Regions from separate parts of the Homo sapiens genome. Here region 1 is linked to region 2. Evidence: read pairs that join two places in POLR2A ChIA-PET (ENCODE). Cell type or tissue: PC-9. All regions are shown on one strand. Links, peaks and the distances in the headings refer to the core of each region. The heading gives the core; the rest is flanking DNA. Region 1 overlaps WDR70 (WD repeat domain 70). Region 2 holds the start of WDR70 (WD repeat domain 70).

Region 1 (14,972 bases), core at 3,546-7,545, 120 kb before region 2:
GCTGAGATCGCGCCATTGCACTCCAGCCTGGGCAACAAGGGTGAAACTCTGTCTCAAAAAAAAAAAAAAAAAAAAAAAAAAGCCAACAAATATATGATAAAATGCTCAACATCACTAATCACTGGGGGAATGCACATTAAAACCAAAATGAGATGCCACCTTAGTCCAGCCAGAATGGCCATTATTAAAAAGTGAAAAAACAATAAATGTTGGTGTGCATGTGGTGAAAAGGGAACACTTATACACTGCTAGTGGAAATGTAAACTAGTACAACCTCTATGGAAAACAATATGGAGATTTCTCAAAGAAGTAAATCTACCGTTCGATCCAACAATCCCACTACTGCGTATCTACCCAAAGGAAAAGAAGTCATTATATCAAAAAAACACGTGCACACTTATGTTTATTGCAGCACAGTTCACAATTGCAAAGGTATGTAACCAACCAAAATGCCCATCAATTGATGAGTAAATAAAGAATATATGGTATGTATACACCATGAAAAAATACCCAGCCATAAAAAAGAACGAAATAATGTCTTTTGCATCAACTTGGATGGAGCTGGAGACCATTATTCTAAGTGAGGTAACTCAGGAATGGAAAACTAAATACTGTATATCCTCACCTGTAAGTGGGAGCTAAGCTATGGGTACACAAAGGTATATACAGTGGTACACTGGAAACTCAGAAGGGCCTAAGGAGAGGAATGAGGGATAAAAAAACTACATATTGAACACAATGTACACTACTCAGATTATGGGTGCACTAAAATCTCACACTTCACCACTGTACAATTCATTCATGTAAATAAAAACCATTTGTACCCCAAAAGCTATTGAAATTTTTAAAAATATTTTTAAAAACACAATCTATAAAGAAAAAAATTGATAAATTAGAATTTGTTAGAATTTTTAAAACTTCTGCTTTACAAGGTGAATGAACAGAAAAGCCACAGACTGACTCACGCCTGTAATCCCAGCACTCTGGGAGGCCAAGACAGGTGGATCGCTTGAGCCCAGGAGTTCAAGACCAGCCTGAGCAAAATGCCAAACCCGTATCTATAAAAAATACAAAACATTAGCCAGGAGCGGTGGTGTGCACCTATAATCCCAGCTGAGGTGGGAGGATCGTTTGAGCCCAGGCTGGCGAGGCTGCAGTGAACCGAGACGAGAGAGAGAGAGAGAGAGAGAGAGAGAGAGAGAGAGAGAGAATATTTCCAAATCACATATTTAAAAAAGGACTTAAGTTGAGAATATATATATTTTTAAAAAAAAACTGAAAAACAAACATTAACAAAATGAACACTTCTCTCTTCCCCAATCTGAGCAGAAAAAAATTGAATATAGACACTTCATTAAAAAAAGATATGAGAAAGACAAACACAGGCCGGGTGTGGTGGCCCATACCTGTAATCCCAGCACTTTGGGAGGCAAAGGTGGGCAGATCACTTGAGGTCAGGAGTTCGAGACCAGCCTGGCCAACATGGTGAAACCCCATCTCTACTAAAAATACAAAAATTAGGCAGGCATGGTGGTGGACACCTGTAATCCCAGCTACCTGGGAGGCTGAGGCAGGAGAATCACTTGAACCTGGGGAGTGGAGGTTGCAGTGAGCCGAGACTGCACCACTGTACTCCAGCCTGGGTGAGACAGCAAGACTTCATCTCAAAAAAAAAAAAAGAATGACAAACATGAAAAGATGCTCAACATCATTCATCATGGGGGAATGCAAATTAAAACAACAATGGGATCCCACTAAACACCTATTTGAATGGCTAAACTACCAAAAACTAACAATACCAATTGCTAGTGAGGCTACAGAGCAACGGAAACTCTCATTCATTTCTGGTGGGAATGTAAAATGGTCTAGCCACTTTGGAAGACAGTTTCACAGTGTCTTATAAAGCTAAATACAGTCTAACCACACGATCAGCAATCACACCCCTAGGTATTACTGATTTGAAAACATGTTCACACGAAACCTACACACAAATGTTTGTAACAACTTTCTTCATAAAGTTTTGTTGGTAAGACATATTTTGCCAATGGTACAGATGTGGGGTGTGAGGGAAAAGGGAGAAGTCAAGTTTAACTTACAGGTTTTTGACTTCCTCAACTGGTGAATGGCAATGCCATTTACTGAGAAATAAAGACAACCAACTGCAGAAGGAATAGGTCTAGGAAGAAAAGTCACAATTTCCTTTTTTGACATGTTAAGGTGAGATACATCTAAATTTGTCAAGTAGGTAGTTGGTAATACTGGGCAGGTGAGAAAATAGAGTAAAATCTGTAAATTTGTATGTAATTAGTGTCTATACATGATATTTAAACTCATGTATCCAGAGGCAGAAGCATAATACAAAAGAGGGCTCAACACTGAGCCCTGGGATATTCCAATATTTAGAAGTTGAATAGAAAAGGAGGAGTGAAAAAACAAGAGTGAAAAGGAACATACAGTGAGGTAAGAAGAAAACCAAGAGAGCACCGTAAATTCAAAGTCAAGTAAAGAAGCTGTTTCAAGGAAGTGACTGTAATCAGCTGTGTCAACTGCTACTGAGAGTTACAGTATTACCAGAGCTGAGAACTGACCATCAAAGTGCCATGAAATTATTTTCATAAGCAAATGAATAGAGTGCCATGAATAGAGAAGTAAAATTCATCTCAATTTTGTGCAACCAGCCGGGTGCAGTGGCTCACGCCTGTAATCCCAGGACTTTGGGAGGCTGAGACTGGCAGATCACTGGAGACCACGAGTTCAAGACCAGCCTGGACAACATGGCGAAATCCCACTTCTACTAAAAATACAAAAATTAGATAGGTTTAGTGGAGCACGCTTATAATCCCAGCTACTCGGGAGGCCGAAGCATGAGAATCACTTGAACCCAAGAAGCAGAGATTGCAGTGAGCCAAGATTGCACCACTGCACTCTAGCCTGGGTGACAGAGTGAGACTCTGTCTTAAAAAAAACAAAAACAAAACAAAAAACAAAACAAAAAAAAATCTGTGCAACCAAAGTACTGAAAAATAAAATGATTTAAATCCAAAGGATTTCTAAGGGTCCCATTAATCTCTTTTGAAAGTAGAAATTTGTCAGCCTATGCTTAAGAAAAAAAATAATTAATTAAAAAAAGAGAAAAAGAAAATACCTATTATCGAGGGCAAACAACTTCAGGGCAAAGAAATAGCTCATTGTACTCCCTCCAAGTTCTCAGTATAGATAAATTTGGGCTGAAGGCCAGATTGCATGTGGAAGGAAAGGAAAGGGAAGAGGGAAGGGAAGGGAAGAGGGAAGAGACGGGAAGAGGGAAGGGAAGGGAAGAGGGAAGGAAAGGGAAGACGGAAGGAAAGGGAAGACGGAAGGGAAGGGAAGAGGGAAGGGAAGGGGAGGGGAGGGGAAGGAAAGGGAGGGAAGGGGAGGGAAGAGAAGGGAAGAGGGAAGGGAAGAGAAGGGAAGAGGGAAGGGAAAGGAAGGGAAGGGAAGGAAAGGGAAGGGAAGGGAGAAGGGAAGGGAAAAGGGAGGGAAAAGGGAGGGAGGAAGGGAGGAAGGGAAAAGGGAGGGAGGAGGGAGGGAGGACGGAGGAGGATGGAGGGAGGACGGAGGCAGGGAGTGAGGGGGGAAGGGAGGGAAGGAGGGAGGGAGTGAAGGAAGGGGAGTGAAAGAAAAGAAAGAAAATAATTTATAGTGACTAGCAGTTAACAGGGATCTGGTCTGATTTTTGCCCCATTAGATATCTGCCTCTGAGCAAGGAAAACAGTTCATGATTTGCAATAAAAGAAACATTCCAATAATCCAAGACATGCCCAGCCTTTGAGGACTTAGATCCTAAACTACCTTGTCTTCCCCAATCCTGTACACTACACCACACTCTCAGTCTCCTCCTCTGCTTAACTAAGCTCCATCTCCACTGACATCTCTGCCTAGTCTCTTAATCCAATGCATAGCCTGCTTATCTCCCAGTCAGTTCCTAGTTTACCAGCTTCCTCTCCTCATTCCCAGACTCAGGAATTCTACAGATGGCTGCTACTCAATTCCATCCTTAGAACCATACTTCTTGTACTTTGTCTAAACAGCAACCCAACAACTCACTCAACCCATGCAGGTCTTAAAGGCAGACCCCAGAAAGCAGATCTTTTACTGATATTTATTGATTAGAGTTGAAATGTCATCTTGAAATAGAAAGGATACTTTTTAATAAAAGAAAACTACCCCTATTGCAGAAGACATTAGTGAGTCCGGAATTGGTTCCTTCTGGTGGGTTCTTGGTCTCACTGACCTCAAACATGAAGCCATGGACCCTCGCGGTGAGTGTTACAGTTCTTAAAGATGGTGTGTCCGGAGTTTGTTCCTTCAGATGTTCAGACGTGTCTGGAGTTTCTTCCTTCCAGTGGGTTCGTGGTCTGGCTGACTTCAGGAGTGAAGCCACAGACCTTCACAGTGAGTGTTTACAGCTCATAAAGGTAGTGCGGACCCAGAGTGAGCAGCAGCAAGATTTATTGTGAAGAGTGAAACAACAAAGCTTCCACAAGGTGGAAGGGGACCCTAGCAGGTGGCGGCAGCTGGCTGGGGTGGCCAGCTTTATTCCCTTATTTGGCCCTGCCCACATCCTGCTGATTGGTCCATTTTACAGAGCACTGATTGGTCCATTTTTACAGAGTGCTGATTGGTGCATTTAAAAACCTTTAGTTAGACACAGAGTGCTGATTGGTGTTTACAATCCTTTAGCTAGACAGAAAAGTTCTCCAAGTCCCCACCCGACCCAGAAAGTCCAGCTGGCTTCACCTCTCATTAGGATAAAAGGACATGTGGTCACCTTTACTGTTAAGTACCCAGAATAAGAACACAGATAGTAGGTTAAACAGAAAAAACCTACAAGACTGTGAATGTTGTTTCTTATTTGTAAAGACAGGAGCATGACAAAGGCAATGGGAATGTTAAGTGCCCTTGTGTTAAAACAGTGACCAAAATTAGTCATAACAAAATGAAGTTCAACTAAGGATTCTTAAATGGGTCTAAACAGATTCAGTACCATGGCTAACATTAGTGGAACAATTTTTAAAGAGACACCTATTAAAGAACAGTTAGTGACTAAACACTTTTTCACCAAATAAACTACTTTTTCTCTCTTCTTCTCTTATCTAAACATAGGCACTCCTGAAAAATATCTCTTCCTTTATTTAACAGCCTTAACTGGAAATAGCCTAGAAGAAAGAATTAAGCAACTATTTATTTCTCATAATATGCTATACTTTGAGAGAGGACATTAATTATCCATGACCAACACTGGTTTCCTCAAAACACACACACACACACGCACACACACAGAGAGAGAGAAAGAGAGAGAGAGAGAGAGAGAGATTGCTGATAATCTGTCTGTAATCTGTCTGTACTCTTGTGGCTACCCCAATGACAAGTTATAAAAACAGCTCCCTTTGTAACAGTGCCATCTGTAGTTACTGAATGATAGTACCCATGTCTTTGGCATGTTGAGCTAACAAAGCCTACCCCCAAGAAGAGACGAAATGCAGCAGAAAATAGTAGGGAATATACTGGGAACTCAGATCCAAAAGTTCTTCTTAACTAGAGTCCATTCACCACCTTTCAGGAATTATCAAATCTCCTGAAATGGTCAACAAAATTTTGTGTGAATACATTTTGCTGGGGAGAATACTCACAGCTTAAATTCAGGAATCTGCACACATTTTTTCTAAAGGGTCAGATCACATTTTAGGCTTTGTGGGCCACATGCTCTCTGCTATAACTGCTCAACTCTACCACTGCAATTCAAAGGGAGTCACAGGGAATAGTAAATTAATGGATGTGTCTATGTTCCAATAAAACTTTTATTTACAAAAACAGGGTGGTGGCTGGATTTGCCCCAAGGCCATGGTTTGCCAACCCTAACACACTCTTAGTCATTTGCTTGCATAAATCAAGGATTCTAAAGTCCAAGTCTAATTCCTGAGTAATTTTAATATCCATTTGAATACCTCAAAAACAAATTCAATCTTCCTTGGCCTACTCAATTCTGATGACTTGTTACAAGATATTTCAGCAGTGCCAACTATGGCTAATTCTGCCACTACCATGAATGGTCATAATATGCTTCTAAAATCCTGAACTCTCAATATTTACTGATTTCACAAATATTTATCACCAAATATGTTTTAGGCTCTAGATATCACACTTACTGGCCACACAACCTCCTATCTTGCAGTTTTTTGAATTCTTAAATTTTCAATATCCTAAACTTGAACCACTCTCTCAGCATAATCCTGAGTGTCCTTTTGTTGAATCTACAATGAAGTGCTTTTATTCCAAAATAACCTCCCCCGTTCTCCCCCACAGTCACCGTAGTCCATCCAAATACCTAGGCTCCTGAATAAGACTCAATAATAGGATATGAACACGCAGAATGATTGTTTCTACAAATTTACATTTTGTAGCCCGTAATACTTCCATAATTCTTCCAGTAATGTTTCTCTCACAACCATCAACAGCTGTTCTATGTCTTTACAATTCTACTGAAGGCCCTATCCCAATATCTCCCAATACAAAACTAGGAAATGTCTCTGCTAATAGATGGAGGCATTATTCATTTCCTATCTAAAGCTACCACTTGTAAATACAGCTGCATATGAGCTCATTCTTATCCCTTCCATTCCCAGTGCAAAAGTACTCCAGCCAGACGTGGTGGCTCACACCTGTAATCCCAGCACTTTGGGAGGCCAAGGTGGGTGGATCATTTGAGGTCAGGAGTTTGAGACCAGCCTGGCCAACATGATGAAACCTCATCTCTAATAAAAATACAAAAATCAGCCAGGCATGGTGGTGGGCACCTGTAATCCCAGCTACTTGGAAGGCTGAGGCAGGAGAATTGCTAGAACCGAGGAGACAGAGGTTGCAGTGAGCAGAGATCACGCCACTGCGCGACAGAGTGAGACTCCATCTCAAAAAAAAAAAAAAAAAGTATTCCTTCCTCCTACCCAAAAGCTAACTCCTGCTCTTTGTTTGATCACAATCCCTAACAACTCCTCAAGGACTTTCATCATTACTTAATATGTTTGGTTTTTACAGAACTGCATTAGTTTTCTATTGCTCTGTAACAAATTACCAAAAACCTAGGGACTTAGTACACCCCCGATTTATTACCTAACAGCTGCGTAGGTCAGAAGTCTGGCACAACGTAGCTAGATTCTCTGCTCAGGATCTCACAGACTGAAATCAGGATGTTAGTAGAACTGTACTATTTTCTAGAGGTTCTGGGAAATAATCTGCTTCTAAGTTTATTCTGGTTGCTGGCACAATACAAGTTCCTTGTGGTTGTAGAACTGTGATCCCTATTTGCTTGCTGCCTGTCAGCTGGGGCTACTCTTAGCTTTCTAGACCCTATGTGCAATCTCCATTAGATGCAACATGAGAAAGATTCTCCTTTGCTGACCCTGAAGATGGAGGGAACTATGTGGCAAGGAATGCATTAGGAATGCTGACCTAGTAGCGTGCAGTCTTACTGACACCCTGATTTCAGTCTGTAAGACCCTCAGCAGAGAAATGTAGCCACATTGTGACAGACTTCTGACCTAAACAGCTGTTAGGTAATAAACTGGGGGTGTCCTAAGTCCCTGGTTTTTGGTAATTTGTTACAGAGCAATAGAAAATTAATGCAGTTCTGTAAAAAACAAACATATTAAGTAATGATGAAAGCCAAACCCACAAATCTTTGCAAAACAACCTGTTCTTTATCTATAGCTGTTGTTTAACTTGTTAAGGAGCAATACTCTTAAGTTTCCTAGAGATCACCTGGTTTGGTTAAGAAGATCTGTGAGGCACGCCCTTAATTTCTTGGAAGAGTCCAGTGTGACTGAATACTCTCATCTTTTGATCTTTCTGAAGTTATTATACAGCCACATCCCTGGCTTTCTCCATACCATGCTTTCAGAAGTTATTGCTATATGTTAGCATCCTTTGTCATCTTGATAGGCTAAAAATTAACTAAATCATCTAGTCTTGGTTCCCTTTTAACAAAACTTCCCTTGGTTTTCTCATATTTTACTATACGGAGCAAGAAGAAACCAGGCAGCACCTTCAACATTTTGCTTAGAAATCTCCTTGCCTATATATTCAAATTCATCATTCACAAGTTCTGGTTTCATCTTCAAAACCAGCAGCAGAGAATCTCCCTGACATCAAGTCCCTCCTACACTTAGAATACCTTTTGCCAGGAAGAGCCCAACTGCTTTTAAGTGCTCACCTGATGAGGCTGGATCCACTGAAGACAATTTTCTTTCTTAAAGTCCATTGTGTCACACAATGTAATCATAGGAGTGACTAGCCCATTATACTTATAGTTCAAAACTACATTCAAGGAGAAGTGCAGGGACTCTTAGGAGCCATCTTAGAATTCACCCTACAACAAGAGCTTTGGGTGTAGCAATTCTGAAACTACTTTCCATGTACTGTAACACTGAACAAATGAGTAAATATAATTATAATGTTAAAAGCCATGTTCTTCACTGTTGGAGAAGTGAATTACGAATATGGAACGGGAAAAGGCTAGAAAGTTGGATTAGAATTAGATGTATCCAAATGAACTCATAATTTTTTACTTATTTTAATTTTTGGATTGGTTTATCTCCCTCCTAGCTTTGTCTTTTGAGGCTAGAAGCAATGACACCCAACAGCAATGAATATAACCAGAGTACCAAATCTTAATTTCTAAATTGACTTCCCTGTTGAATGAAGCCATGGATCACTAGAAAAGTAGGTAGGATCAAATTAGGGAAAGTATAAGATGACCCTGGAACATCTTGTTGTGCCAAAATGTAAGAAAGTACTCCAAAAATGATGGGGACATGTCAAAAGCGCAGAAACCAATGTTAAGAAGTTTCTATTAAAGTTTCTGTAAATATTTAGAAAATGGAAAGAAATAAAATGTACTTCAAATCATTCAATTTTTTAGTTATATCTATTATTAATACCTTAAGTTAACAGTTTTCTTTTGCTCAAGAAAACAAAAATAAACCCAGAACAGTTATTTTAATAAAAATTAAATATTTTAAGTTCTTAAGAGAAAGTATTCACCAGTAAAAAGACATGACTAATATATTTCATCTCCAAATAATAAGTGCCATTTTTTTGGAATAGCTGGGTATCAGAATGACTACACGTACTATTCAAAAATAAATAAAACATCTGAAAACTCTTCTAACTTCCATGACTAAGATCCGCTAATGGAGATATCTCCCACTAAAATGTCCAAGCATTCTGAGGTATCCTGAACCTGCTTTCTCCACCTTAGTCATGTAATTTAAAAATAAATGGCAGAGAATTGCTTTCATGTTGAAAAGAAAAAGAGTTGAAGACAATCCTGGAGAAAGGCACTGAACAATATCAGCTCTAGATGAACTGATAAAAGAAAGCTTATGGGGGACTTCAAGATGGCTAACTAGAAGCACCAGACACTCACCTCCTCTACAAAGAAAAGCTTAATGAGTAGATAATCACACTTCAAATACAGCATCAAAGAGAGAATGTTGGAATTCAGCAGAGAAGTGACAGGCACTGAAGAAAGCAAGGCACAGAGCCCAGCCAGGACCAGCTGGGAGCCCTAAGAGGCTCCTCAGTGTGGGGAAAAGGTGAGTAAAAGATTCCCAGCATCCACATTCTCCCTGTAGATACCTGCAATCCTAGCCATAGCACAGTCCCTTAACCCTGACAAGCTGAGACTGGTATAAACAAGCTTCTAAAGAGGAAGCTCACAATAGGTTCCACGCACACCTGGAAACCCAAGCACCTGCAGCATGGCACGAATTTGAGAGCCCAGACCCCACCAGTCTGTTTTCTTTCTGGGGCCAAACAGTACCTGCATCTCCACATCCCTGGAGGCCCCATGACATCCCCTCATACCCACTGAGAGGGTTGTAGCACATGACACCAGTTGGACCCAGCACAGCAGAAATATCCCCAGCACTCTGGATCACACAGCATCCAGTACACTGAAGAAAGGACAATCCAGAGCCCTGTGGATGCTGCCTCTAGGACAAAGGGAGCCAAAGCCCAGACCCACCTGCCTCAGGTCACTGCCACTGAGAGTAACCTTGCCCACCTACCCCCGGCAACAAAGCCCCAGCACACCCGCACATGCTCTAAGGGCAGGCTCTCCCTGCCTGCTGCTGCAGCCAGGGACCAGAGCCTAAGAATCACCTGCCTGGGGCAGGTACCACAGACAGCAACCCTGCTACCCACAACAGCAGGACTGTGGTACATGTGCCTTGAGGACAGGCTCACCCTAGCCAATGCAGCCAATGCCACAGGGAATAGGGGAAGTGGAGACAAAGCATGTGCTCTCCAGAGACTGAGATGTATCTGCCTGGGATGGCTACCACTGGCATCAATCTCCCTCACCACCACCCCCACCACCTCTGTCATTGAGCCTTCCCCTTAGCAGAGCTGTTCATTTCCACATGCCCTGAGGATAGACTCTCCCTGCCTACTACTGCTGCTGCAACCACCACCCAAGGACACTATCCAGGACATGTTGATCACCCTGCCCTGCCCAACACAGCCTGCATTTGTGCACAACATCAGAGGCCTTAAGGACAAGCTCACAAGGTCTGGCACCAGCAACCCCAGTGCTCTCTATCACACTGCCCAGGGGCCTATGGATTCCCCTGCACCATCAGTCACCTCAGGCACATGCACATAAGGAGACCAAACAGCCCCAGAATGCCTGCCGCACCATAGCACGCCATCTGAAGGCCTAGGAATTGCCCCCGTCCCACCTACCACAGCCTATACCCATTTGGACCATCAGGGGGACCTGATGACAGCCCCAAAATGCCTGACACTGGGGGGAAGGGGGAGGGATAGCATTGGGAGATATACCTAATGCTAGATGACGAGTTAGTGGGTGCAGCGCACCAGCATGGCACATGTATACATATGTAACTAACCTGCACATTGTGCACATGTACCCTAAAACTTAAAGTATAATAATAAAAAAAAAAATGCCTGACACTGTCACCCCCTGAGTGCCCTACCACACCACCCTAGACCTGACAATGTCACCCCAACCAAGTGCCCTACCACACCACCCTACCATATAGCCTAGGATTGCTGTGCCCCACTGGTCACTCCAAGCAGGAGTGTGTACTACCAGATGGCATAATAACAGGCCAGAAAACCTACTGCCAGTGCCTAAGCATGCCATCTAAAGGCCTGGGGGTTCACCCTGCCCAGTCTACCACTGCTTATATCTATCTACACCCCCTAGGGGCTGGAGGACAAGGTTGCTCAGCCTGCCACCACCACCAAACCTGGCACCCAGCTATGTGTACCACCTGGGGGTCTGAAGACCAGGCTGCCCAGTCTGTCACAGCCACCACTAACAACAGTGTGTGCTACCTGGAAGCCCAGGTGTTGCCCTGCCACTATACTGCCATCACCAACACCATGCACAATGCTCAGGGGCCCAACCCACCCACTCAACTCACCACTGCCACTACTGGCACCTCAAAAAGCCACCTGGAGGCTCAAATATCAGCCTGTCTGAACCTACTAACACCAGTGCTCATATACTGTGCGCAAGGGCCCAAGAACAGGGACATTCAGCCCAACATTGCCACCACTGGGGCCAGAAGACTGGCCCACCTGGCATTGCCACACCTAATTAAACCTCACCACAGCCTCCACTAACAAATTCACCTAAGCCTCTGAGGAAAACACAGACACCACTGACAGGGTTTAAAGCCAAAGAAGTCATATGGAGACTACACTACTACACAAATCCAGAATCAATGCTGAAGCGCCCTACCTAACCAACACCATAGATACATCTACAGGAAAAAATATTCCTCTATGAAAGCCAATCCAAAAAACTGGAAGAAGTAACTGTTACAAGAGTTGCACAGATAACAATGTAAGAACACAAGAAACACAAAAAAGCAAGGAAAAGTGACACCTCCAAGGGAACACAATAATTCTCCACCAACAGATTCCAGCGAAAAGAAAATATGAAATGTCTGAAAAAAATTCGAAATCGTAGTCTAAAAGAAGCTCAGTGATATACAAGAGAACACAGATAAACAATACAAAGGAACCAGAAAAACAATTTGGGATATGAATGAGAATTCACCAAAGATAAATAAATTACAAAAACAAAATCTTAGAATAATTCAATAAACGAAATAAAAAATACAACTGAAAGCTTCAACAAGAGACTAGATCAAGCACAAGAAAGAATTTCAGAACTTGAAGACAGGTCTTTCCAAACAGTCCAGTTAGACAAAAAAAAAAAAAAGTAAAGAACAAAAAAGAATAAAGAAAGCCTACATAATGTATGGGACACCATAAAGCAACCAAATATCTGAATTGTGGGTGTTCCAGGAGGTGAAGAGATCAATGGCATAGAAAACCTATTTAATAAAATAATCGTTGAAAACTTTTCAAGTCTAACAGGAGACTTAGACATACAGATACAAGAAGATAGCAGATTCCCATATAGATACAACCCAAAAAGGTCTTTTTAGTGGCACATTATAGTCAGATTGTCAAAAGTCAAAGACAAAGAGGAAATTCTAATAACAGCAAAAAAAAAAAAGTCTAGTCACATATAAGACCACACCCATCAGACTTAACAGTGGATTCCTCAGCACAAACCTTATAGGCCAGAAGAGAATGAAATGATATTGTCAAAGTGCTGAAAGGAAAAAAAAAAAAAAAAAAGCCACCCAAGACTAGTACACTCAGCAGTTATAATGAAGGAGAAATAAAGTCTTTCTCAGGCAAACAAAAGCAGGAAATTCATCACCACTAGGCCAGGCCTACAAGAAATGTTTAAAGGAGTCCTATACCTGGAGGCAAAAGAGTAACAACTATGGGCTGGATGCGGTGGCTCATGCCTGTAATCCCAGCACTTTGGGAGGCCTAGGCAGGCAGATCACGAGGTCAGGAGCTCAAGACCAGACTGGCCAACATGGTGAAATCCCGACTCTACTAAAAATACAAAAATTAGCCGGGTGTGGTGGTACGTACCTGTAGTCCCAGCTACTCGGGAGGCTGAGGCAGGGGAATCACTTGTACCCGGGAGGAGGAGATTGCAGTGAGCTGAGATCGCACCACTGCACTCTAGCCTGGTGACAGAACCAGACACCCTCTCAAAAAAAAAAAAAAAAATACATATATATATATATATATATATATTTATATATACATACCCATATATAAAATGATATAAAGAATATAGATACAAATTTAATAATATAACAACTTAATATAATTAGGAGGGCCTGCTTACATATGAAGTATATAATATTTTATCATGATAGATTAGATATATTATTAATAAATTGCTTCCTTTAACACCCTATTCATTGAATTTTCCAGTAAACCACAATTACTAATTACTCCTGAAATCAGAAAAGAGGTTAAAAACATTTTATAACAGTATCCTATGAAATCTACTACTTTCAAGTAATAGTAGTTGAATTACCAAAACCCATCACTCAAGCCAATGACTACAATTAAGATATCAGTAACATTTCCTAGATAAATAAAGTCAATTAATTATATTTGCATCTGGGAAATGGAGAAAGTACATATAAGCCATGATTTTGAAGTCAAAAGAGAGAGAATATTTGGCAAGGAGGGGTGAGTTATAGTATGTAATTATAACATATAGTAGTTTTTTGTATGCTGGTAACTAATTTTAATTTCCTACACTTTTATGTAGATTTCTGCTATTCTTGTCCTACTTTCCTAATCATCTTTCTATATGGATGACTACATAAGCCTGAGAATACCAAAAGAGACAGACACAGAACCAATCGGATTCCTTTCTTCTTGAAGCTTCTGCACAGCAAAAGAAACTCTCAACAGAGTGAACAGACAACCTACAGAATGGGAGAAATTTTTGCAACAATGCATGTGACAAAGATCTAATGTCCAACACTGATAAGGAACTTAAACAAATTTACAAGAAAAAAAATCTCATTAGAAAGTGGGCAAAGAACATAAACAGACACTTCAAAAGAAGACACATGCGGCCAACAAGCATATGAAAAAAAGCTCAATATCACTGATCATTAGAGAAATGCAAATCAAAACCACAATGGCATACCATCTCACACCAGTCAGAATGGTTATTATTAAAAAGTCAAGGCCGGGCATGGTGGCTCACGCCTATAATCCCAGCACTTTAGGAGGCCAAGGCAGGCGGATCACATGAGGTCAGGAGTTCGAGACCAGCCTGGACAACCTGGCGAAACCCCGTGTCTACTAAAAATACAAAAATTAGCCCAGCGTGGGTGTCGGGCGCCTGTAATCCCGGCTACTCAGGATGCTGAGGCAGGAGAATCGCTTGAACCCGGGAGACAGAGGTTGTAGTGAGCCGAGATCATGCCACTGCACTCTCCAGCTTAGGTGACAGAGCGAGACTCTGTCTCAAAAAAAAAAAAATTATATTTGAATTTTGTTTAAATCGCTAACACATACTGGGCATTCAATAACAAAAGAAAGGACATGAGATTGTGATCCTTATGAGGGTTTGAGAGGCACTTCACTAGGGTTTAACATAGAGCAGTCTGAAACATACTGTAATAATTTAATCCAATGGCTCATCTACAGCACCTAAAAAGATTACAGCAGATTCTCATTATTCAGTGTAGTTACGGTCTAGAAAGTTCCATGAACAAATAAAAAGTTAGGTTTCAGCAAGCTACTGGTCACATTTTTGTAAACTTACCAACACCTACTTTTGTTGTATGTGTGCTTATTTAATATATATTGTTGGCCAGGCACAGTGGCTAACGCCTGTAATCCCAGCACTTTGGGAAGCCAAGGCAGGCGGATCACTTGAGGTCTGGAGTTCGAGACCAGCCTGGCCAACGTGGTGAAACCCCGTCTCTACTAAAAATACAAAAAAAAAAAAAAAAAAAAAAAAAAAATTAGCCAGGCATGGTGGCGCATGCCTGTAGTCT
Region 2 (14,972 bases), core at 5,692-9,691:
AGAATTTAAAATAATATTTATAAAGTACTTTGCTGTTTATAAGCTACTACACCCAACATCTTAATCTCTTCAAGAAACTTCCAAGGTAGATGATACACACACAACAGGATTATGAAGGATCAGAAATTGGAAAATCCATCCAATGTTACTCATCTAGTAGACTGTGGGGCTGGGCCTTAAACCTAGGTCCCCCAATTAAAAATCCCAAGCTCTTTCCAACAGATTGTGCCCATTTTTTTTTTTTTTTAGACAGAGTTTTGCTCTCGTCGCCCAGGCTGGAGTGCAATGGCACGATCTAGGCTCACTGCAACCTCCGCCTCCCAGGTTCAAGCGATTCTCCTGCCTCAGACTCCTGAGTAACTGGCACTACAGGTGCCCACCACCCACACCCGGTTAATTTTTGTATCTTTAGTAGAGACAGGGTTTCATCCCGTTGGCCAGGCTGATCTCAAACTCCTGATTTCAGGTGACCCACCCACCTCAGGCTCCCAAAGTGCTGGGATTACAGGCGTGAGCCACCGTGCCCAGCCCAGATTGTGCCATTTTAAAACATTCTCCAAAGCAGCAAGATTTCATTTTTTAACAAGACAGTATTACAGGTCTAAATTCAATTTAATATTCTCAAAATATTACTGAGAACCTATTTTACAAAGCAAAGTACTAGGGGCTATAAAACTTACATACCCACAAATATATACATCTACTATATACCCACAAAAATTGAAAATAAAAAAATTAAAAATAAAAAGCTTCACTTTGGGAGGTTGAGGCAGGCGGATCACTTGACTTCAGGAGTTTGAGATAAGCCTGGCCAACATGGTGAAACCCTGTCTCTACTAAAAATAAAAAAGTCAGTCAGGTGGTGGTGGCACGTGCCTATAATCCCAGCTACTGGGGAGGCTGAGGCAGGAGAATTGCTTGAACCAGGAGGCAGAGGTTGCAGTGAGCCTAGATTGCACCATTGCCCTCCAGCCTGGGCAACTCAAAAAAATAAATAAGTAAATAACAACAAAAAGCCGACATAGCCAAACAAGACAATCCTTGTTCAAAACATGTTGTATTATATGCTTAAAATGGTAAATACAAGGTACCTATACTGTGATAGTACAAACATTCACTAAATTGTTTAAAACATTTGTAAATGCCTCAGATAGCATGTCTTTGTCCATCGTTTGAGGATATTAAAATTGTTTTTTGATGTGATGATATTGTGGTATAATATGAAATATATTTGGCCAGGTGCAGTGGCTCACTCCTGTAATCCCAGGACTTTGGGAGGCTGAGGGGGGCGGATCATGAGGGCAGGAGATCGAGACCATCCTGGCTAACAGGGTGAAACCCTGTCTCTACTAAAAATACAAAAAAAAAAAAAAAATTAGCCAGGCATGGTGTCCGGTACCTATAGTCCCAGCTACTCAGGAGGCTGAGGCAGGAGAATGGCGTGAACCCGGGAGGCGGAGCTTGCAGTGAGTCGAGATCGCACCACTGCACTCCAGTCTGGGCGACAGAGCAAGACTCTGTCTCAAAAAATATATATATATATTTGGTCTTTGTTTCAGGTTCCTGCCACAGAGCTTCTGAAACCCTTGGAATTTCCTAAGTGATAGGAGCTGTCTCTTGTTATTCATTAGAAGCCCCTTTGGATCCCACCTAAGTTTATGCTATTGAAGTGACTTAGTGCTGGACCCCTAGGCCTCAGGATGGGACTGCTGCTCACTTAAAAAACTGATGGGTTAGATAATTGGAACTTTCATCCCCACCCACCAATCTCTGGAGAAGCTGAAAATTAAGATCTGTAGAAATTTTTTTTTTTTTTTTTTTTTTTTTGAGACAGGCTCTCGCTTTTTTACTCAGGCTGTGATGCAGTGGCATGATCATAGCTCACTGCAGCCTCAACCACTGGGCTCAACTGACCCTCTCACCTCAGCCTCCCAAGTAGTTGGGACTACAGGTGTGCACCACCATGCCCAGCTAATTTTTGTAAGATTTTTTGAATGGGATCTCACTGTGTTAGCCCAGGTTTATCTCAAACTCCTGGGCTCAAGTGATCCTCCTACCTTGGTCCCCCAAAGTGCTGGGATTATAGGTGTGAGCCACTGCACCCAGCCTAGACACTCCTGAACCACTAGATGTGATTAGCTTCAGGGTAGCTGAACACAGGGGTATGCTGGGGAGTTGGTGCACCCAGAGAGGGCACAGAAGCTCTGCACCTCTCCCACCCCATACCTTGCCCAGTGCATTACTTCATCTGGCTGTTCATCTGTATCATTTATAATATTCTTTATAATAAACTGTTAAACGCAAGTAAAGTGTTTCCCTGTGAGCCGTCCTAGCTAATTATCAAACCAAAAAGAGCGGTCATGGGAACCCTGATTTATAGCCAGTAGATTAGAAGCACTGGTCACAACCTGTGAATTGAGATTAGTGTCTGAGTGAAGGCAGTCTTGTGGTAGTCTCCAGGCAGACGGTGTCAGAATTAAACTGAGTTACCGGATACCCAGTTGGAGAACTGGTTGATGTGTGGGGGAAAACTCCTACATATCTGGTGTCAGAAATAAAGTACTGGTTCACACCTGTAATCCTAGCACTTTGGAAGGCCAAGACAGGTGGATCACTTGAGCCCAGGAATTCAAGACTGGCCTGGACAACATGGTGAAATTTTTTTTTTTTTTTTTTTTTTTTTTTGAGACAAGAGTCTCACTCTGTCGCCCAGGCTGGAGTGCAGTGGCAAGATCTCGGCTCACTGCAAGCTCTGCCTCCAGGGTTCACGCCATTCTCCTGCCTCAGCCTCCCAAATAGCTGGGACTACAGGCGCCCGCCACCACGCCCAGCTAATTTTTTGTATTTTTAGTAGAGACAGGGTTTCACCATGTTAGCCAGGATGGTCTCAATCTCCTGACCTCGTGATCCGCCCCTCCCAAAGTGCTGGGATTACAGGCGTGATCCACTGCGCCTGGCCAACATGGTGAAATCTATCTCAACTAAAAATACAAAAAATTAGTGGGGTGTGGTAGCACCAACCTATAGTCCCAACTATTTGGGAGGCTGAGGTGGCAGGATTACCTGAGCCTGGGAAGTGGAGTCTGCAGTGAGGCAAGGTCATGCCACTGCACACCTGTCTAAGCAACAGCAGTGAGACCCTGTCTCAAATAAAAAAAAAAAAAAAAAAAAAGGGGGGAAAGTACTGAGAGGAGTGCTAGAGGATAGGAAACAACTTGGTTTTTCCTATCTCTTACAGGTATCTTGGTTAAGCTTTTTTTAAAACAATCCTTATCGTTTTAAGGTATATACAAAAATATTTATGAGTAAAATGATGTCCAAGATTTGCTTCGAAATCATCTGAAAGGGGAAACGAAGTAATGCTAGCCATGAACTGTTACAGTAGTTAAATCTGATTGATAGGTACATGGTAGTTCATGACTATACTTCCGTGTTTGAAATTTCACATAATAATGAAGGGTTTTGCTGGGTGCAGTGGCTCACACCTGTAATCCCAGCACTTTGGGAGGCCAAGGCGAGTGGATCACGAGGTCAGGAGATCGAGACCATCCTGCCTAACACGGTGAAACCCCATCTCTACTAAAAACACAAAAACAAAATTAGCCAGGCGTGTTGGCAGGCACCTGTAGTCCCAGCTACTCCAGAGCCTGAGGCGGGAGAATGGCATGAACCCGGGAGGCGGAGCTTGCAGTGAGCCAAGATCGCACCACTGCACTCCAGCCAGGGCGACAGAGCGAGACGCCATCTCAAAAAAATAACAATAATAATAATAATGATGGGTTTTGGCCTGGCACAGTGGTTCACACCTGTAATCCCAGCACTTTGGGAGGCCGAGGCGGGCGGATCACCTGAGGTCACAAGTCCGAGACCAGCCTGGCCAACATGGCGAAACCCCGTCTCCACTAAAAATACAAAAAAATTAGCCAGGCGTGGTGGTGGTCACCTGTAATCCCAGCTACTCAGGAGGCTGAGGCAAGAGAATCACTTGAACCCAAGAGGCGGAGGTCACAGTGAGCTGAGATCACGCCATTGCACTCCAGCCTGGGCGACAGAGCAGGCCTCCGTCTCAAATAAAACAAATAATGAAAGGTTTTTTTCAAAAAATAGTACATGTAGATGGCTTTCTTTTCACCACAAAAAGTTTTCTTCCAAAGACTGAAAATATTTTTTGTCAGGCACACTGCCAAATACTGGATATTGCTGCTGTACAACGTTTTATTTTTTATTTTAGTTATTTTGTTTTATATTTTATATTTTATTTTATCTTATTTTATTTTAAGATGGAGTTTTGCTCTTGTCGCCCATTTTATTTTATTTTATTTTTTTTATTTTGAGATGGAGTTTTGCTTTTGTCGCCCAGGCTGGAGTGCAATGGTGCGATCTCAGCTCACCACAACCTCTGCCTCCCAGGTTCAAGCGATTCTCCTGCCTCACCCTCCCTACTAGCTGGGATTACAGGGGCCCAACACCACACCCAGATAGTTTTTCTATTTTCAGTCAAGACGGGGTTTCACCATGTTGGCCAGGCTGGTCACGAACTCCTGACCTTACGTGATTCACCTGCCTCAGCCTCCCAAAGTGCTGGGATTACAGGCATGAGCCATTACACCTGGCCCATTGTTGGTCTTAAAATGATAAATTGGGCCGGGTGCGGTGGCTCACACCTGTAATCCCAGCACTTTAGGAGGCAGGCAGATCACAAGATCAAGAGATCAAGACCATCCTGGCTAACATGGTGAAACCCCATCTCTACTAAAAATACAAAAATTAGCTGGGCGTGGTGGCGTACACCTGTAGTCCCAGCTACCTGGGGGGCTGAGGCAGGAAAATTGCTTGAACCGGGGAGGTAGAAGTTGCAGTGAGCTAAGATCGCACCCCTGCACTCCAGCCCAGCAATAAAGCGAGACTCCATCTCAAAAACAAAACAAAACAAAACAAAAAAACAAAAAGCGGGGCACAGTGGTTCACGTCTGTAATCCCAGCACTTTGGGAGGCCAAGGTAGGCAGATCACAAGGTCAGGAGTTCGAAACTAGCCTGGCCAACACAGTGAAACCCCATCTCTACTAAAAATACAAAAAATTAGCTGGGCGTGGTGGCATGTGCCTATAGTCCCAGCTACTCGGGAGGCAGAGGCAGGAGAATCGCTTGAACCGGGGAGGTGGAGGCTGCAGTGAGCCGAGATCATGCCATTGCACTCCAGCCTGGGCAACAGGGCGAGACTCCATCTCAAAAAAAAAAAAAAACAACAGTGATAAGTAGCATAACAACATTCTTTTCTCTCTTTGTTCTCTGAGATGGAATTTCACTCTTGTCCCCCAAGCTGGAGTGCAATGGGGGTATATCAGCTCACTGCAACCTCTGCCTCCCGACTTCAACTGAAGCCACTGCCTCAGCCTCACGACTAGCTGGGATTACAGGCCCCTGCACCATGCCCAGCTAATTATTGTATTTTTAGTTGAGATGGGGTTTCACCATGTTGGCCAGGCTGGTCTCAAACTTCTGACCTCAGGTGATCTGCCCGCCTTGGCCTCCCTAAGTGCTGGGATTACAGGCATGAGCCACCGCGCCCAGCCAACATTCTTTTCTCTTTTTTAATATACTTGCATGAGGTATACATAGTACTTAAACCAATAAAAGAACAAATATCTGAGCTTCTTACCCAGTGTTTTGCGACTTCTTTCCACAGCTGTCCTTCGAGTTTGTTCAAACATTGCTTCCAAGTCAAATGTGCGAGCTTTTTTACCTAAAACATGAACAAATGGGAGACTGTGATTGTCTTGCAGTAAGTTGGCCAAACTTTAGGTGATCAATACTGATCAATAAACACTTACTTTGTCTAGTTTATAGCATGGCTCCAATATAACCATAATATATCACAGAAGAAGGAGTTTGAGTCACAGAAAACTTCTGCTGACAATCCCTTCACTAAGTACTATTAACCAGGCAACTTTCCCATCCTCCTCTAGATCCCTACCCTATGAAACAACAACACTGATGTGGGGAGGCAAAATGGAGAATGCCCCAAAAGTTACCCTTTGCAATATAATTAAGGTTATGGACTTTTAAATAGGGAAACTATCCTATTTGGCCCTTAAAGGCAAAGATGCAGAACAGCTATGGCAGAAGAAGTCAGAGAGATCCAATGTCTGAGAAGAATTTGAGGCATTATAGTTGGCTTGAAGACGAAAGGGGCAACATGAGAAGTAATGCAGGTACTTTAAGGAGCTAAGAGGGAAACAGAAATCTCAGCCCTCTAACAAGGAACTGGATGAGCATGGAAACATTCTCCTCCTCCCCCAGTAACTTTATCAAAACTCTTAAAATTTTCCCCTATTTGGCACAAACATATGGACAACTTTCTCACTCCTGAGTAAAGGAATGATGTACTAAAATGAAGGATTTATACCGGGTGGGGTGGCTCATGCCTGTAATCACTTTGAGAGGCTCAGGTGGGCGGACTGCTTGAGCTCAGGAGATTGATCAGCCTGGGCAACATGGTGAAACCTCGTCTCTACCAAAAGTATAAAAAATTAGCCAGGTGTGGTGGCACACATCTGTGGTCCCAGCTACTCAGGAGACTAAGGTGGGAGGATGGCTTAAGCCTGGGAGGAGGAGGCTGCAATGAGCGAAGATCGCACTAGTACACTCCAGCCTGGGTGACAGAGCGAGACTCCATCTCAAAAAATAAAAAAAGAATAGAAAAGGCTGGGCACAGTGGCTCACGCCTGTAATCCCAGCACTTTCGGAGGCCGAGACGGGCGGATCACGAGGTCAGGAGATCGAGATCATCCTGGCTAACACGGTGAAACCCTGTCTCTACTAAAAATACAAAAAAAAAATCAGCCGGGCGAGGTGGCGGGCGCCTGTAGTCCCAGCTACTCGGGAGGCTGAGACCGGAGAATGGCGTGAATCCGGGAGGCAGAGATTGCAGTGAGCCGAGATCTTGCCACCGCACTCCAGCCTGGGCGACTGAGCGAGACTCCGTCTCCAAAAAAAAAAAGAATGAATAGAGAAACTACAGAACTAGTATGTGTGAACACAACCCAAGGCCAATATGTGTAAGTCTACTGTTTAATTACTATCATAGAATTAATACACGCTGGTCAAAAGAAAACAAGAAGACCTTGAGAAAAGGTTCAGGGAAGTTAGAATCCCAATGTTTGGATGAACAGCATTTATAATTTTAAAATGGAAAATAAAGAGAAATCATTTTTCATGTATCAGTCTACTAAGTTTTGTTTTCATTTTTTAAATAATTTTCTTTTTAAATAATAATACCTACTCTGTGTTGGTAGGGATATGGTAAAAATGGCATTCTTAATTCTGTTAACTTTGGTATAACCTGGAACAAGTTTTTTGATGGGTATTACGGCAATAAGCATCAAGAAGCTTTAAAAGGCACATACCCAATTTTTCAGCTTTTTAAGTATTTATATTTCTGAATAAACTACACTCTCTTTTAGAAATCTACCCTACCGAATTACGTATTTTTAAAAATCCTCGTACAAATGCTGTTATTTACAAAAATGTTCATTTTAGCATTATTGGTGACTTAAAATTAGAAAAATCCTTTCTCTTCCTCTCTCTCCAGACTCTCATAACTGTCATCTGAGTTGGTTCCAACGGATAACGCAGAATAGAAGACAAATGGGAGAAGAATATTGACAAACTGCAAGGTATGCACCCGAGCTACAATAATTCCGAGTTGACAGCTCGATCTCCACTCCCACTCTGCGGATCTTCAAACCTCTGCACAAGGAAGAGGGTCTCTGCCTGGGGCAGTCACTCACCGAACCCCGTGAAGCCCATGGTGACCGCAAGCTGCGGGTCCGGTCCCGACGCGTCTGAGCCTGTCACTGGAGCAAGAGGAAAAGAGAGGCGGCCTAGTTAGTGCGGCGCCCCAGCTCCCCCGACACGGCCCACCCCGCCCGGACTCGCCTCATGAAACCCACCTTCGCTGGGCCCAGAGCGCTCCATGGCTGGCCGCACACCCCAGAACCAGCCACAGGGACAGCCCAAACAACTGCAGGGGAACTTGCCAATAACTTGCGGCAAATGCTGGAGGAAGTACCGCCTTCAAGCTACAGCGGCGCCGCCGAAGCCAAGAGCGGCGCCTTCCGCAGAGGGACCGCGGCTTTCTGCGCGGCACCGCCCTACCGGACAGGCGGGAAAGCGCCGCGCAACTCAGACCACTGGAGGGGAGAAGTAGTATCTGGAGTTTCTATAACATCCTTTCCCTTTTTTTTTTTTTTTTTTTAAGCCAGAGCCTCTGTCGCCCAGGCTGCAGTACAGTGGCGTAATCTCAGCTGACTGCAACCTCTGCCTCCCGGGATCAAGCGATTCTCCTGCCTCAGCCTCCCGAGTAGCTGGGATTACAGGTGCCGGCTAATTTTTGGTTTTTTGTTTTGGTTTGTTTTTTTTTTGTTTTTGTTTTTGTTTTGAGACGGAGCCTCTGTCGCCCAGGCTGGAGTGCAATGGCGTGATCTCGGCTCACTGCAACCTCCGCCTCCCGGGTTCAAGCGATTCTCCTGTCTCAGCCTCCCAAGTAGCTGGGATTACAGGCGTCCACCACCACGCGCAGCTAATTTTTTGTATTTTTAGTAGACACGACGTTTTGCCATGTTGGCCAGGCTGGTTTCGAACTCCTGGCCTCAAGTGATCCGCCTGCCTCGGCCTCCCAAAGTGCTGGGATTACAGGCGACACCCTTTGCTTTTTTTTTTTTTTTTTTTTTTTTTGAGGCAGAGTCTCACTCTGTTGCCCAGGCTGGAGTGCAATGGCGTGATCTCGGCTCACTGCAACCTCTGCCACCCAGGTTCAAGCTCTTCTCTTGCCTCAGTGTCCTGAGTAGCTGGGATTACAGGCGCCTGCCACCACACCCGGCTAATTTTTGTGTATTTAGTAGAGACGGGGTTTTGCTATGTTGGCCAGGCTGGTCTTGAACTCCTGACCTCAGGTGATCTGCCCACCTTGGCCTCCCAAAGTGCTGGGATTACAGGCCCCGTGCCACCGCGCTCTGCCTTTTTGTTGTTGTTGTTGTTGTTGTTGACTGAGTCTCCCTCTGTTGCCTTGGCTGGAGTGCAGTGGCGTGATCTCAGCTGACTGCAACCTCTGCCTCCCAGGTTCAAGCGATTCTCTTGCCTCAGCCTCCCGAGCAGCTGGGACTACAGGTGTGCGCCACCATGCCCGGCTATTTAGTATTTGAGACTACAGGCACCCGCCACCACGCCCAGCTAATTTTTTCTATTTTTAGTAGAGGCAGGGTTTACACCGTGTTAGCCAGGATGGTCTCAATCTCCTGACCTTGTGATCTGCCCACCTCAGCCTCCCAAAGTTCTGCGATTAAAGGCGTGAGCCACTGCACCTGGCCTGTCAGTCTAAAGTTTACAAGGCTAATCGTGTGCTCAGGATTGTCCTTCTTAAACAGAATGTGGGAGTTCAACACTTTAACGTTTAGAAGGTGGAGAAGAATCTCTTTCTTTTTGAGACAGAATCTCACTCTGTCACCCAGGCTGGAATGCAGTGGCACAATCTCGGCTCAATGAACCTCCACCTCCTGGGTTCAAGCGATTCTTGTGCCTCAGCCTCCTAAGTAGCTGGGATTACATGTGACCGCCACCACACCCGACTTTTTTTTTTTTTTTTGAGACAGAGTCTCGCTCCATTGCCCAGACTGGAGTGCAGTGGCGCGATCTCAGCTCACTGCAACCTCCGCCTCCTGGGTTCAAGCAATTCTGCCACAGCCTTGCGAGTAGCTGGGATTACAGGCCCTGCCACCACCCCTGGCTAATTTTTGCATTCTTAGTAGAGACAGAGTTTCACCATGTTGGCCAGGCTGGTCTCAAACTCCTGACCTCAAGTGATATGCCCGCCTCAGCCTCCCAAAGTGCTGGGATTACAGACGTGAGCCACTGTGCCCGGCCTAATTTTTGTATTTTTTGTAGAGATAGGGTTTCATCATGTTGCCCATGCTGGTCTTGAACTCCTGAGCTCAAGCGATCCACCCGCCTCAGCCTCCCTAAGTGCTAGGATTACAGGCGTGGGCCACTGCACACAGCCTATGAAAGAATATCTTATACCAAACCTTGTACCTTTGGCGCTAAGCTGGATAAGAAGTGAGCATCTGATCAGCCAAGTCCACTGCTCCCATATTATCGTTATAATCCACAATGACACATGGCTTCTTAGTTTTCTTTCCATCTGTTGTCTACTTCAATCACAGTATCATTGTGGAATATTGACAACATTGTGACTGCCTTGTTGTCACACCATTTCAGTGCCATAAGTTCACCATGGAATTAACATCACACATAGGAATGCTATGTTTTCTAGGATTTGACATTTTCAGCAGTCGAGAATTACTATATTTTGTAAATGGAAATTCCACTACTAAAAACAGAATGCTATAAATAGAATAATGTCTTTTGTTTCCAAAGTCAATATAATAGAGTGATGCAAAAATAATAAAATAGTAGACACAAACTTTGGGGGTTAAGTCGGGACTGTAATCTGTGAGTTATCTTGGGGTAAAGGCTGCAGCTGCAAGCACCATCAGAGAGTATTCTCAGGGAAAATGGGAAATGGGTTAACAGTGGGTAAATCTACGGTGCCTGTAGTGTATTCGTTTTTTTGTTTTTTTGGTTTTGATACAGAGTCTCGCTGTTGTTGCCCAGGCTGGATTGCAATGGCGCAATCTTGGCTCACTGCAACCTCTGCCTTCCAGGTTCAAGCGATTCTCCTGCCTCAGCCTCCTGAGTAGCTGGGATTACAGGCATGCGCAACCAGACCGGCCAATTTTTTTTGTATTTTTAGTAGAGATGGGGTTTCCCCATGTTGGTCAGGCTGGTGTCTAACTCCTGACCTCAGGCAATCTGCCGGCCTCGGCCTCCCAAAGTGCTGGGATTACAGGCGTGGCCCACCACGCCCGGCCAAATTCTTACAATTTTATGTTGTCTTAGCATTTATTTTGAATATAAGTTGGACTTTCTCATATCAGAAACAGGGTTCAGTCACCCTTGACACCGTTTCTAGTTCTACACCTCCTCCCAGTTCCTCAATGTGATCAATCCAGGTATCTATTGTGTAAAACTTCCTCCTGGTGCCCGCCTCCCCATAGGATAAATACATACAGCCTACTTCACCGGCCCTGCTGACACTGACGTCCTACATGGACTGTGCAGATATGCCACAGTGACTACCTCGGTCACAGCATGACTTCCAAGAACGGGGTGTCCAATCTTTTGGCTTCCCTAGGCCACAATGGAAGAAGAAGAATTGTCTTGGGCAACACATTAAATACACTAACAACAGCTGAGAACTTTAAAAAAATCACAAATCTCACAATGTTTTAAGAAAGTTAACGAATTTGTGTTGGGCCACATTCAAAGCCATTCTGGGCTGACAAGCTTGTCCTCAAATTTGTGCATGCTTGCTTTAAACCCACCAATTAAAGTGTGGGAATTCCTCTTGGGAAATCTATTTGGAAAACACCATGAACCCAATAAATGCATTGGCTCATGAGTCCCTCTTTGTCTTTCCCTGACTGCATTCCTTGACCTCCAGGTGCGCCAGATGCCCCGCCAGGCATGTAAGTAATAAAATCTTTGTTTATATCTGTGTTTCTACTAATCATTGAAGAAGCATGCTCTATCTTAAAATTCCTAAATTAAAACAGTCCCTTAAAATAAATCAAGGCAGTAGGATTCAAAATGTTGTAGTAGTCACTGTATTTTTCAGTTACATAGGCGTTGTAAGCAAAATCAGTTTCCCTTAGGAATATCCTTAATAAAGCCATAAACAGTATTCATTTCGTTAAACCCTGACCCTTAATTATACGTCTTTTTAACCTTCAGTATGACAAAATGAGAAGTAATCATAAAGTATGTTTTTAAAAAAATTTCTTACAGATGGGGTCTCACTGTGTTACCCAGACTGGAGTGCAGTGGCTATTTACAAGTTCAGTCATGAAGCACTTTAGCCTCAAACTCCTGGACTCAAGCGATCTTCCCCTGCCTCAGCTTCCTGAGTAGATGGGACCACAGGCATACGCCACCATGCCCAGCTAATGCATATCTAAGTAGAATGGTCATCGAAAAGAAAACCACTTGTAATTGAGTGGTTAGCTTTTTTCATGGAACATTATTTTTACCTGAAAGAATGACTCACAAAGTACAGTTGTTCATATTTAAGTATTTGGCAAACATTTTTTCAAAAATAAATGAAATGAGTTTATCACTTTAAGAAAAACAGGTCAGGCATGGTGGCTTACACGGGTAATCCCAGCACTTTGGAAGCCGAGGTGGGAGGATCACCCAAGGCCAGGAGTTCGAGACCAGCCTGGCCAACATGGTGAAACCCCGTCTCTACTAAAAATACAGAAAATTAGCCAGGCGTAGCTGGGTGCGGTGGCTCACGTCTGTAATCCCAGCGCTTTGGGAGGCCAAGGCGGGTGGATCACCTGAGGTCAGGAGTTCAAGACCAGCCTGACCAACATAGTAAAACCCCCGTCTCTACTAAAAATACAAAAAAATGAGCTGGGCATGGTGGTATGTGCCTGTAATCCCAGCTACTCGGAAGGCTGAGGCAGAATTGCTTGAACCTGAGAGGCAGAGGTTGCAGTGAACAGAGATCATGCCACTGCACTCCAACCTGGGCAACAAGAGCAAAACTCCATCTCAAAAAAAAAAAATAAAGAAAAGAAAATTAGCCTGTAATTCCAGCTACTCAGGAGGCTGAAGCAGGAGGATTGCTTGAACCTGGGAGGCAGAGGTTGCAATGAGCTGAGATCGCACCATTGCACCCCAGCCTAGGCGACAAGAGCAAAACTCTGTTTAAAAAAAAAAAAAAACTGACTGCACTTGTTGACAATTATTAAAATACTTCTTCTTTTTCTAAATATGTAACTGAGGCCAGTTTTTCCTTCTTTCTTTCTTTCTTTTTTTTTGAGACAGAGTTTCGCTCTTGTAGCCCAGGCTGGAGTGCAATGGCACGATCTCAGCTCACTGCAACCTCCGCCTCCCAGGTTCGGGCAATTCCCCTGGCTTAGCCTCCCAAGTAGCCGGGATTACAGGCTTGCGCCACCATGCCCCACTGATTTTTGTATTTTTAGTAGAAACGGGGTTTCACCATGTTGGCCAGGCTAGTCTCGAACCTCTGACCTCAGGCAATCCACCCGCCTCGGCCTCCCAAAGTGCTGGGATTACAGGTGTGAGCCAGCGCGCCTGGTGAGGCCAGCTTTTCTTAATATTAATATATTATACTTCAACTAAATAAGTCACAAAATGTTGACATGTTAGACAAAGTAGCAAACATAAAAAACCAAGTTTGCTCATTCTGCTTGCCAGCAGAATTTCACAAAGCCCAACTCAGTGACTAAGTATAGACTTCTAGAAGAATGCCCTGGAAACAATAAGCAGGTTAGAGCACAGGTTCCCACGTCTCTTGCTTCAATCAATGCATTTTTTAAAAAAAGGTAAGTTCAGTGTTCCTACCCCTTGCCTCTTCCAGTACATAAGATAGTGTCCCATAGGATTCATGATTATGCCTCTGTAATCTATAACCAGATGTACTCTTACACCCAAACTTTGATGAGATTTTGCTCTAATGTAATTTATGAGCTTTTTTTTTTTTTTTTTTTTTTTTTTTTAGAGACAGAGTCTCCCTTTATCAACCAGACTAGAATGCAGTGGCATGGTCATGGCTCACTGCAACCTGGAACTCCTGGGCTAAAGTGATGCTCCTGCCTCAGCCCACCAAGTAGCTGGGACTACAGGTCCACACCTGGCTGCCCAGGTTGGTTTTGAATGCCTGGCCTCAAGAGACCCTCATGCATAGGCCTCTCAAAGTGCTAGAATTACAGGTGTGAGTCACTATACCCAGTTTATGAGCATGTTTAATGTAATTTCTGAGCACATGCAGAGCTTCCAACCCCTGACATGTAAGCTGTGGGCTAAAAGCTACTTTGGAGCAGTCTTAACAGAAACTCTCTGAAAGGTTGCAATCCTGAGTCTGAATCAAACTGACTTTAATTCTTTAAAAGAGGGTTATTTTTCTTCAATTGACAGCAGATACAGATATGAGAATCCAGCCATCCGTTACTGAGCCAGACACTAAAGAGATTTGCAAAAATATGAAATAATCGCATTCTTCTCCCTGTTTTAGAAACTATAGTGATTTCTCATTTTAAAAAAGTGTTATATTAACATGGATTAAGCTTGGTATGCTTTTTTTTTTTTTTTTTGAAACGGAGTCTTACTCTGTTGCCCAGGGTGGAGTGCAGTGGCACGATCTCGACTCACTGCAACCTCTGCCTCCTAGGTTCAAGTGATTCTCCTGGCTCAGCCTCCTGAACAGTTGAGACTACAGGCGCACGCCACCACGCCCAGCTAATTTTTGTATTTTAGTATAGACGGGGTTTCACCATATTGGCCAGGCTGGTCTCCAACTCCTGAACTTGTGATCCACCTGCCTTGGCCTCCCAAAGTGCTGGGTGCTGGGATTACAGGTGTGAGCCACTGTGCTCGGCCTTGTTACTCTTTTAAATACAATGTTAAACATTTTAATTTTCAGTTTGAGTTATTCACAAATATTAATAGATGTAACCAACATGAAACAAAAACTCTCTGGAATCCTGAATAATTTTTAAGGGTATCAAGGGGGTCCTAAGACCAAAAAAATTCATAATTATCTGTTCTAGGGAAGAGGTCAGCAAACTTTTCCTGTAAAGTGCCAGAGTCCGTATTTAAGGCTTTGCAGTCTTTTGTAGAAATTACTCGGTTTAGCAGTTGTAGTGGGAAAGCATAGGCAATATGCCAATGAATTAAGTTAGTTAGATTACACTTTGGGGAGCTTTACTTCTATGCAGGAATATCACAGCAACGTTGTTGAATCTTCCAATTTATGGAGTTGAAAACTTTGTGTATTTTGTCTCAAATTAAAAACAAACTCGGTGCCAGACCACCACTTTTCAATCTA

Evidence for each region. ChIA-PET counts read pairs that join two places held together with the same protein. Peaks named below come from ENCODE experiments on the same cell type or tissue, not always from the same donor. Only the 100,000 strongest peaks of a DNase experiment are listed, where the experiment ranks them.
Region 1: POLR2A ChIA-PET joins it to region 2 with 26 read pairs; 2 of 35 experiments call an interaction of 5 or more read pairs at or near these places.

Annotation. Positions count from the first base shown.
Region 1 is chr5:37,485,826-37,500,797 of GRCh38, reverse strand. The region is part of intron 8 of WDR70 (WD repeat domain 70); the gene reads right to left. Among named protein-coding and RNA genes, the nearest start is that of WDR70, 110 kb to the right of the region's middle. In PC-9, for the core only: a CTCF peak has its summit at 5,397; a DNase peak (open chromatin) is centred at 5,877.
Region 2 is chr5:37,372,374-37,387,345 of GRCh38, reverse strand. WDR70 (WD repeat domain 70) reads right to left here and starts at 8,028. Exons shown (of 18, transcript NM_018034.4): 1 at 7,954-8,028; 2 at 7,792-7,857; 3 at 5,661-5,744. The coding sequence starts at 7,978. In PC-9, for the core only: a CTCF peak has its summit at 8,094; a DNase peak (open chromatin) is centred at 8,135; H3K4me3 peaks cover 1,965 bases.